Regions from separate parts of the Homo sapiens genome. Here region 1 is linked to region 2. A link is a contact called in ENCODE Hi-C data. All regions are on one chromosome and are shown on one strand. The core of a region is the stretch at or near the end of the contact, and the rest is flanking DNA. Distances in the headings are between cores, read along the strand shown. Region 1 holds the start of GORAB-AS1 (GORAB antisense RNA 1). Region 2 holds the start of POGK (pogo transposable element derived with KRAB domain).

The links. A loop is a pair of places that touch in the nucleus more often than their neighbours do. Pooled maps may share reads with other maps.
Region 1: a loop to region 2 is called in a map of naive thymus-derived CD4-positive, alpha-beta T cell, with 8 times the contacts of the local background. The contact joins the promoter of GORAB-AS1 here to the promoter of POGK in region 2. A Hi-C loop is called at or near these places in 1 of 168 maps with a recorded cell type or tissue (naive thymus-derived CD4-positive, alpha-beta T cell), 1 of 37 single-sample maps with no recorded cell type and 9 of 50 pooled maps.

Annotation. Positions count from the first base shown.
Region 1 is chr1:170,530,805-170,536,173 of GRCh38, reverse strand. It overlaps GORAB-AS1 (GORAB antisense RNA 1), which reads left to right and starts at 3,565. Exons shown (of 3, transcript NR_125958.1): 1 at 3,565-3,726. GORAB (golgin, RAB6 interacting) reads right to left here and starts at 4,008. Exons shown (of 5, transcript NM_152281.3): 1 at 3,890-4,008. The coding sequence starts at 3,950.
Region 2 is chr1:166,835,394-166,841,109 of GRCh38, reverse strand. It overlaps POGK (pogo transposable element derived with KRAB domain), which reads right to left and starts at 1,635. Exons shown (of 6, transcript NM_017542.5): 1 at 1,506-1,635; 2 at 22-155. The coding sequence starts at 153. RefSeq lists silencers at 1,110-1,349, 1,450-1,879.

The sequences.
Region 1 (5,369 bases), core at 2,316-4,815, 3.7 Mb before region 2:
AAAATTTTATTGAGAATTTAAACAAGTACTAAATAAACGGAGACATATACCACGTTAGTGGCAATGTTAATAATATGAAGATGAAATTGATCTAAAGATTCAATGCAATTACAATCAAAATTCCTAATGGGTTTTCCATTAAATTTGGTAAAATTATTAAAATTTTTATATGAAAAGATAGAAGGTCAAGAATACTGGCTGGGTGCAGTGGCTCACACCTGTAACTACTATACTAAGTATAGTAAGAAACTAATTTCTTAAGACATGGAAATGTTGGCTATTAAAAAAAGGTTGACATATTTGAATACATTAAAATTAAGGCCTGGAGTGGTGGCTCATGCCTGTAATCTCAGCACTTTGGGAGGCTGAGGAAGAATTTCTTGAACCCAGGAGTTTGAGACCAACCTAGGCAAAATAGCAAGATCCTATCCCTACAGAAAAAAAAAGAAGAAAGAAAGGAAGAAAACTAGCATGGTGTAATGGCACACAGCTGTAATCCCAGCTACTTGGAAGTCTGAGGCAGGAGGATCGCTTGAGCCCAGGAGTTCAAGGTTATAGTGAACTATGATCGTGCTACTGCACTTCAGCCTGGGCAACAGAGTGAAAGCCAGTCTCAAAAAATAAAATACTTTGTTCATCAAAAAGATAAAAGTGAAAAGATAACTTAAAAACTGGGAGAAGATATTCATAATGTAACTGGCAAAGAATCAGTATGAAGAATAACTCTTCTGAATAAATAATTTAACTAAAAATTGACAGCATGTGGCTGTACTGTTTTCTTCCAATTTTTCATTATGAAATAGACCATACATCAAATATATGCATGTGTTACACTCATAAACACACACACTCAGTCTTCCAACCTATATGATTAAAAAGAAAGTTTAAGAAATAAAATATGACAGTAGTAGAAGTAACTACTCTTTAAGGATAGACATAATCCTCCTTTTAGAAGAGAGAATTTATTTCCTGTCTCCCAAGTTATATGACTTGCTTTTGGTAAATAAAAGTAGGAGTGTCACATGTCATTTACTGGTGAAAGGATTTAATTGCCAATGTTCAATTTTCAATCTTCTTTTCTTCCTACTATGGTAAACTCCTACAAGACAGCACCAAAAAACGGAGTGACTGTGCAACACAGTCACCTGCCAAACCCACATTAAACATGAAACGAGTGAAAACCAAATCTTTATTTTAAACAATTGACTTATTAGGGCTATTTGTTACTTTAGCTTAACTTGTCTTAACCTGATTTCATAAATACCAATACCTCTGAAATTCCCTCTCCCTGATCACATTCCCACGCCTCCCCACTATATACAATCATACGTCACTTAACAAAGGGATACATTCTAAGAAATGTGTTGTAAGGCAATTTTGTCCTTGCGCAAACATCAGAGAGTGTATTTACACAAACCTAGATGGTACAGCCTACTATATACTTAGGCTATATGGTACAGCCTTTTGCTCCTAAGCTCCAAACCTGTACAGTATGTCACTATACTGAAGACTGTAGGCAACTGTAACAACGGTATTTGTGTATCTAAACATAGAAAAAGCATAGTAAAAACAGGGTATTATAATATTACCAGACCATCACCATATATGTGGTCCGCTGCTAACTGAAATACTGTTATTGAGTGCGTGACTGTATATATTATATATACAGCTAGCTGATCCTTGGTATATGAGGATAATTGGTTCCAGGATCCCCATGTATACCAAAATCTGTGCATACTCAAGTCCCACAGTTGGCGCTGTGAAGACCACATACACCAAAAGTTGGCCCTCCATATACTCAGGTTTTGCATCCCCCAAATACTGTATTTTTTAAATGCACATTTGTGTATAAGTGAACCATCACAGTTCAAACTTGTGTTGTTCAAGGGCCAAGTGTAACTACATATACTGTATTAACAAACATTTTAATGCATGTGGCTACAGTTAATACTAATATATTCCCACCAGCTGTACAGTAGCCCGCTAGATGAGTATACCACAATTTATTTATCCATTCCCTTGTTAATGGACACTTTGGTTGTTTCCAACTTCTTAATATTATAAACAAGACTATTAACAACTTTCTTGACTATGTTCCTCAATGCCCATACAGGGGTCTCCAGAGTACTACTGTCCTTATTTTTCCTGGCAACCAACTCCATCTTCCTAAATTATTCAATAAATTTTTAAAGATAGAGAACAGCTAGAAATGGCTTTAAAATTAAAGGGCCAAATCCTCTAATTTTACAAATAAGGAATCCAAGGAGAAAAGATTTAGAGGAAGAGCTGGAAGTTCTATATGCCAATCACTGTGTTTAGCTACGGGTATACAAGGAGGTTAAGATATTTTCCGTCCTCGAGGTGGTCACGGACTAGCGATTTGGTTTCCACACTACAGTGGGCCTTGAAGTTCAGGTCCTCACCATCCTCTATCTACCCCCGGTTGCAAAGATATTTCAAAATATACTTCTACATAATGAATATGTTGTTTAATTTAGATTTTTATATTAAGTCATCTTTACCCTGGAAAATGCGCCTCTGCTAACACACAAACTTTGTGAAATCTTCCCAAGCTCCATCCAATCCCCGGCAGAGTGAGGTTCCTCTTGTCTCTGAAGCAAGTTCTTGCAATATCTACTATCACATAACTTTGTGGTTTGTCTCCTCATGAGTCTACTGGAGTCAGACCAGAGGCCAGGGCACTTGTACCCTGTATATCAAAGTATGTGAATGGATGTTGAAAACACAAAGCAAAAGAATTTGAGTATATCAAGCAACACAGAGTCAGTTAACTACATAGCTTAGCCTAACCTTTATGATAGAGTTTTTAAAGTCCCCTGGACCAGTCAAAATGTCCCCAGTCGATATAATCTACATTGGCCCTATCTTACTAATTTACTTCTTTTCCCACTTGTCTGCCCTAGATTATTCTCATATTTATGCTAAAAATGCACAAGCTACCAGAGCAACATCCAATTTCCCCACAAACGCTAACAAAAGGTTTACTTCATTTGCTACCAAAATAAAGTATTTGAATTAAGGTACCAAGAGTGATGTACACTTCTTACAGAAATTGTGTGTACTACCACGATAACCATACAGATCACTGCGAAATTTCAACCACAAGCAAAGTGCAATTAATATTACTAAGTTTTCCACCAACAATCAGCAAACTTAATTCCTTCCACAACAACAAAAAAATTGTACAAGCCCATTCAATGATTACTCTATAAAGCCAGAGAGAGAAGCACAAGGTTAGCTTACTCCAAAGTCAGTAAGACTGTATGTATATAAACATATAAAGTCTTCACATCTACCCTCTCAAAGACCCTTTTGGTTTGCTGATTCTCAAAAATTGGGAAGTACTGCAAAAATCATCTGGCAACCAGAAGTGAATGCAACACTCCAGATGAATTGTGAAAAGTACCGAATTTTTGCCTTTATTCAGACGCCTGTGCTCCTTTTTTCCAACCATCTGCTTCTATAAATTCATCACAATTCTAATACGGTGTGCGCCCCTCCTCCTTCCCTTACCCTGACCCTAACCTTCCAACCGTTGATTCCTGCAGCAATCTTCCCTAAGGGAGACACCCCGGCTGTAGGCTCACTTCCTCTCCCAAGTCCCATTCCTTTCACAAGAGTCAAATCCCTACAGTGGATTCCTGGACCGTTTTTTCTAAAAGAAGATCCCAGTCCTCTGGCTTGCCCCTCCCGTCGTGACTCCCAGTAAGTCCTCCTCTGAAACCCCCTAATCCAGTCCACGTACTTACAGCGCCTTCCGCTAACACAAACGTAGCCGCTTCCACGCCCCCTTTCCCCGCCAAAGCTGCATCCCCGCCTCTTCCCCTTAAGACCCAAGAATTAAACCACTGTAAACCCATCTTGTAACCTTTAGTCTGCTTTAGTCTCCTCAGTTCCTCCTCAGAGAATCCTGCCCAACCTTGCGCCATCGGCCCGGGCCACCGGCACCCCCAAAAGTGCCCAAATCTCGCAGCCGCGACTGCCAACACTGCTGCCCAGCTCATCCGGGTTTTTCCCCGGCCGCGGCCAATCAGTGCATCGGGCTCCAAACACAAGGCCCTCTCTCCCCGGCCTCAGGGTCCGGCTTCCTTCCAGGCTGCCTTCAGCAGTGCCTGACAAACTGCCTAAGGAAACCTTGCCACGCAGACATTCGTTTCCTCTGGCTTACCTCTACTCTCTCTCTCTCTCATTGTTTCTCACTGTTGCTGGTTAATCGCTTCAGGAGCTAAGGGGGGAAATGGCGATGGGGATAAGGGTGGAGATAAACAGGTATTTGGGAAGGAGCAACAAGTCGGTGGCGGAAACGGGAGATCTAAGTGCCTTTGGGGTCCTGTACCTGTGGGGCGGGAGCGGTGCTCTCTGTGGCTCTTAGTGTGCCCTAAAATCCTTGTGTTTTGCTGGGAGTGTGCACAGCGCTGGAGGCCTCCTTCAGATTAACTCAGGAAATGATCAGATTTAGGATTTTGATGATGAAGAAACATTTAAAAGGGGTGGGGTATAATTGATGAAAAGGGAACAGGCATAACCAGGTCTCTCGCAGGCCGGAGCGGCTCTCAGATTTCTTTTGCTTTGGGTTGTTTCCTTTGTGAATAATTATAATATGTAACTTTCCTCTTAAGGGATTTCTTTTTCTTTTTTTCTTACTTTTTTTTTTTTTTTTTTTTGAGACATAGTTTCGCTCTTGTTGCACAAGCTGGAGTGCAATAGCACGATCTCGGCTCACTGCAACCTCCGCCTCCCGGGTTCAAGCGATTCTCCCGCCTCAGCCTCCCGAGTAGCTGGGATTACAGGCGCCGGCCACCACACCCGGCTAATTTTCTGTATTTTTAGTAGACACGGGGTTTCACCATGTTAGCCAGGCTGGTCTCGAACTCCTGACCTTAGGGTATCCGCCCGCCTCGGGCTTCCAAAGTGTTGGGATTACAAGCGTGAGCCACTGCGCCCGGCCGGGATTTCTTAGTCTCCCCTTTAAATCTGTTTTTCAGAGAAGACATTGTAAAACGTCGGTGCTGGGGGATGGGAAAGCATTTCTTAGGATCCTGCCTGGAATCCTAATACCGTAATTCGGGTTCTGCCTTGAACACTAACCTGAGATCCCATTTCCTCATTTGAAATATGGTTGCAAAGATTAAAAGATGCAAGCGTTGTCAAAATACACATAGATAAGGATGATTCAAGAGAGACCTAGTTATACTATTTTTCATGGTTCTCTTTCACTATTTTTGCAGTAAGAACAACAAAACACCTCATCTTGGCTTACATTTTAAAATACTTTGGCTTTAGTGTGTTGATATTTTTAAACAAAATGAAAGAAAGGAGTAAAGTACAAAATAAAACACGTCAAGAAA
Region 2 (5,716 bases), core at 386-2,885:
ACTCCACACCTTCTTACTTACCCATCCGCCCTCAGAGCAGATTCGTACTTTCTGCATGTCTGCCGGGCCGTCCTCTAGTTCCCGGCTCTGAATCTCTTCTTCCTCTTCCTCTTCTTTCAGGCTCAAATTGAGAGGGTAGGCTGTGGACTCCATCTCTGCAAGCAAGATTCAGGTTCAGAAAAACCAGGTGTCACTGTGACCTCCCCAAAGCCTATGATGGGGGAGGCTGAGCCACATACAAACCTCTTTAGCCCCAAGCACTGTTCCCGCTGGAGGGAAGTAAGGAAACAAGAGTCGGCCAGGAAGCTACAGGGTGACATGTTTAATTATGATAAGAGAGGCTGTGGGTAGATAACGTATCTGGCTGCCTTCAAATATTTAAAAAGCTATCTGGGGAAGAGAACCCAGACTGGTTTGTAGAGACTGGACGGCAGAACAGAGGCCGGCCAGTGGATAAATACTCCTGGAAAAGGTTTTAAGCAGTGAGAAAGGCAGTACTTTCTCACAGCCAGTGCCACCCAAACAGGAATCAGAGGCAGGGGAAAGGTGCTGATTTCCTATCAGTGAAGGTGTCTGAACACAGATTGGACACTTACTCAACTGGAATGGGTGCTAGAAGCCAGTTAAGCATGGGCGGAGCGGTTGGCTCAGTAGGCCCATTGCCTGGATTTTCCAAATTCAAAGGTTCTGTCCACGAGCTGGTTCAGAAAATAGGGTCATTCTACCTTAAGGGACTTTGCAAACGCAGGAGTCAGTGAAACATAGTGAGGGTTATGCCTGGATACCCAAAAAGGTGCAGAAATCGGCTGGGGCCCACCCCGACAGGGAAATAACCCATTGCCTCTGGGCTGCAAATTCTCTATTCGCTGACTCTTGGCCAGTACAAAGGGCCGCACTCCTGCCCTCTATGGGCGCGGGCAATTCCTAGGTGTGGAGTGCGGATGCATCTTGAGGGCTGCATCGGGGAACCTCCAAAGAAAAGATCCCTCTGGAGTTCAAAGTCGGTTCCTTCGATATTTCCAAAAAAGATAGGCGAACGCGGCATGGATGGGTCTAGGCTTCAGATGCCTGCAGCTGGGGCCCGAACTTGGCGGCGGTCTCCCTGCCGGCTCCGGGGCAGAGGTGGGAGGGGCCGCCTCCCCGCGCTAAGGTGCCGCAACCAGGGCCGCCGCCCGCCCTGCCCCGCCTGCGCCACCGCCGCCGCGCCCCCGGGCGCGTTCGGATTTCTCCAGCCATCTTGCCCCATTTCCCTTTCTCCGCGGAACCGCGCCGGGAGCGCTTCCGCTGCCCCCTCCGCCCGGCCCGCCTCCCCACCTGGCCCCCTCCCGGCCCCAGCGCACCTGCCGGGCGGCGAGAGCCGGCGCCGCCCGCCTCCCCGGCGGGCCCGCAACAAAGGCGGCGGCGGCGGCGGCGCAGCCTCGGCGCCCCCGCCTCTGCCGCGGCCCAGCCGCCCGGGACCCGGGGGAGGGGCCGCGCCGCCGCCGCCCCCGCCCGCGCGCACTCACCGCCGGGCCCAGCGGCCAGGGCGCGGGGTGGGGACGCGAGGGCTCCGGCCCGGCTGTCACAGCGCCATCCTTTCCGCCTCTCCGTCCTCCCGTGCGCGCGGCCCCTCGGGAGGGAGCGGGGAGGACACGTGGTGGGAGGAGGGAGGGTCCGGCCCGGAGCTGAGGGTGTTGGGAGGCGAGGGGAGGAGCGCGGCTGATGTCAGCAGGCCTCGGCGGCGCCGGGGGACGGCGCCCGCGCGAGCTCCGGGGCCCTCCTCTAGGCGCGGCTTCCGGCCGGTCCGGGCAGTCCCTGGCGGGCCTGGGTAGCCGTGCCCTCGGCCTTCCCCGCCCCGCCCGATGCAGGCCGCTTCCAGTGCTGCGTGTGACCTCGGCGTGGACGAGGCAGGAAGAGCCCAGATTGATTTTAACCGAGCGTAGCGTGGGCGCACAGTTCCATGTGCTCATTTGCAGTCACCAGCGGGTTGCACTTGCTTGGACGAGCTCTCCAGGCGTTCTCGCCGTGCTTCAGGCAATGAAAGGCTAGACCGGCAAGAGCGTGTAGGGGCATGAGGAGGGGTCTTTGGGGAAGAGTATTCGTATTCTGGCAGCGGGCTCCTGTCCAGAACTTCGTCATATACATGGAGAAGGAACTTCCTGATTTTTGTAGCTGTTGCTTAATATCCCAAGCATGTAATTCCTTGGATGAAGTGGGTGTATAGAAGGACCTTTCTTCTCCAAAACGTCCAAAGGAGTTGTTTACTCTCAGCTCTGTGGGCAATACAACAAAAGTGACCTGAGAAGCCCTGAAGCCCTTTTCATTCCAGAAAAAGATTCTGGGTATGGGTTTTTGTTGAGAACTTGTTGAAGAAAAAATTATTCTGACACTTGTTAAAACAGTAAGGAAGACTTTATACAGGGTTATTGCTATAGGTGTAAAGATGATCACACTGGGGGGAGAGATGAGGTCTAACACGGAATACAGTAAGGACAGCTGGGGATGTATAGCCAAGGAGCAGAACGAAGGGGTCAGTAGATGGAAAGTTACTGATACGAGACATCAAGCACCTAGAGGGATTCTTGCTGAACCCACTTAACAGGATTCTTGCTGAAGGCAGGCTAGGGCGATCAGATATCAAGGGTGGGGGAATGAGAAATTTGATCAGATATCCAGGGTGATCAGATATCAAGGGTGGTGATTTCTCTCTAACCTAACTTAGCAGGGTTCTTGCTAAAATAGAGCTGGGCAGGCCAAAGGTTCGGGGTGAGTGGTCAGGGGACCAGGGTGGAGGCCTGCTGAAGAAGAGGACTTAAGCCTGATTAAACTTTGGTCAAGGAAAGAGTCCGTCAAACTCTTCAGATTGTCTCTGAGACCTGAATATCTGTTGGAAAAGACCTGTCTTTCCAAGTTTTTGTGGCCACTACTACTTACATGTGAATTTTACTTCTCTCAGTCATGGGAGAGGTCACTGTGCACTGTGCTCTTAACACGTAAAATGTAGCATGACATAACGTACACATCTTGGAAGTGCAATCACGGTGACAACCCAAGACCGTAGAAGATCTAATCTGTGGGTGGAAAAGATCGTTCAAATATTGGGAGGGAGGCTAGAATTTACTTTTTTGTTTTAATGAACAATTATTTTTGTGTAAAAGTAAGTATTTGTAGAACAGGAGTGACATGTTAGTTTGAATTGATTGACATTGCCCTCTTAATTTTTCTGAGGAAATGGCAGATTCAAACAGAAAGTGAGGAGGACATTAGGAAGGGAGAAGAGTAATAGGGATGTTGCTGGCACCCCAGCATCTTAGAAAAGAAATTAATACAGTTTTGAGATAGACACACACACACACACACACACAGACACACACACACGAAAAACCCTACTATGTTAGAGTTTTAGTCTCTGAGAGCCCTAATGTTCTCATGGGCTTGGATTAGGTGTCCCTGGGAAGAAATTAAGAGTGACCCACCCGAATTCTTGACTTTGAGCCCACAGCCCCATGATCTCAATTACTGTTAGAGGATCTTAGAGGATCCACCTTTTTACGGGTCTGTAATTGCTAACAAGACTTACTCTAGGAGCAACGTGCTGGCCTAGGCACAATACACTACAGACTCATGTTTAAGTGGTTTTCTAAGTCATTGTGCTTCTCTTTGCTGGTGTTTCATCTGCAAAAAGAGAGTTGAACCATATATTGTCCTAACATTCTCTCAGCTCTGTTATTGTTCCCATTCTCCATAAGACTTTATCTGAGTCTGAATGGGGAGTGATTGAAGCCAGTCTTTGAGACAGTGCATTACTCTGGTAATTCAATAGGATGAGTTTCTCTTAGTTGGTGGCTAATATCAGCCGAACATCCATTTAATCAACATAATAGTTCTTTAATGATGCTGTTGGTCTGACTTCATCCTTCCTCCTATTGAATTATTATAGTACCCAAACTATAGGAATTCCAAAGAGCCTCAAATTTTACAAAATACTCATTTCTAACTGTAGTGTTCCCTGGTGAATACACATTTCTGATTTCCTTCAGCAGAGGCCCCATGGCCAGGTCAATATAGCCACGGGCCCACATACGTCTGTTCCTCGGGGACCGCTGTAGACTGAAGTAATAGTCTTGGTACTTTGTGTCCCTGTGGTAGTGTTATAAGCCACACCTTTGCTGAAGTGTCATGTGCAGAATGTACTTCAATGCACCTTCACTTGGCCTGCTTCTATGGTGAGCTTCAGCCAATGGAATGTGGGAGGAAGTGACTGTGTGTGAGTCCTGAGTCCTAAGAGGCCTCAGAAGTTTCTCTTTGCACCTCTGGGAGCTTTTGATCTCTGCTATGACAAAAGCATGCTTAAGTAGTCACTGCCCCTCCAACTTAGGCATCAGAAGGAGGCATGTGTTACAGAGCTATCCTTGCTAATATGAAGACCAGTGACCATTAGAAGAGATTATTGTTGTTTTAAGCTACTGAGTTCTGGGGTGCCTTGTTATAGAGCAATTTTAAGGGTGTAGCTTATTGAGATGATGACAAGAGGCAACCTTGGCCTTAGGGCTCCCAGTCTTGGCCCTCAAGGAGTTGCTCTGAAGCAGGAGAAGGAGAATTGACCATTTTGTGGTACATATCCTCAGGTATGTGGACAAGGAAATCCTAGATGGGGAGGAAAGGAGGAGAGAACCAAATGGGGAAGGAGCATCACTGCTGACTGTATCTTTCTCTTTCCTGGGATTCTGGCACTTCAGAGGAAGAGCAAGATATGAGCCCTAGCCCTAGAAATTACCCCATAAGAAGCCAGGCATGCTGGCTTGTATCTGTAATCCCAGCTACTCAGGAGGCTGTAGGAGGATTGCTTGAGGCCAGGAGTTCAAAACCAGCCTGAGCAACATAGTGAGACCCTATCTGTTTTCAAAAATATTACCCAATAAAGCCAGAAGTTATTCCTGGGACATCTTGATAAAATGGTAAGGAAAATCCTGCTCTGGTCAGTTCCTTGGAAGGACTTAGAAGTTCTTGGAGAGGAGGTGTGTTGTTAGAGCACCTCAGAGAGTTAAGGAACACTCAGTGGTTTCTTTAGAAGAGGAAAGGGAATTATAACACTTAGGGTCATACTATTATAGCTACTGTAACAAACAGACCCCAAATGCATAAAGGCACAAACACAACAGAAGTGTGGTTGATGTAATAGTCCAGCGTGTTTCTGCCACAGGTGACTCCTGATGCCGTGATTTAGGATCCGTGTTCCTTCTGTCTTTTGGCTTTGTCGCCACCTGGGGCCTGTGGTTTTCTCCATCTGCCAGAGTGAAGGGGAGAGAAAACAAAGAAGGCACAACCTTTTCTTGCCCCTACAGTGACACATGTCTCTTTTATTCACATTCCATTGGTTGGGATCAGTTACATGGTCACACCTGTATGAGAGAAGTTTGGAAAATGTGTGTGTTATCTCTATATAGAAGGGGAGTAGAGGGAGGGAGGGGAGGAAGGAGGGAGGGAGGAAGGGAGGGAGAGAGAGAGAAGAAGGAGAAGGAGGAGAAGGAGAAGAAGCAGAAGCAGAAGAAGGAGGAGGAAGGAAGGAAGAAGAAGAAAGAAGAAGAAGGGAATTGGCTCATGTGATTATGGAGGCTGAGTCTCATAGTGTGCTGTCTGCAATTTGGAGAGGCAGGAAAGCTGGGTGTTATAATTCAACCTGAGTGTGAAGGCCTGAGAACCAGGAGCTCCAGTGTCTGAGGGCAAGAGAAGATGG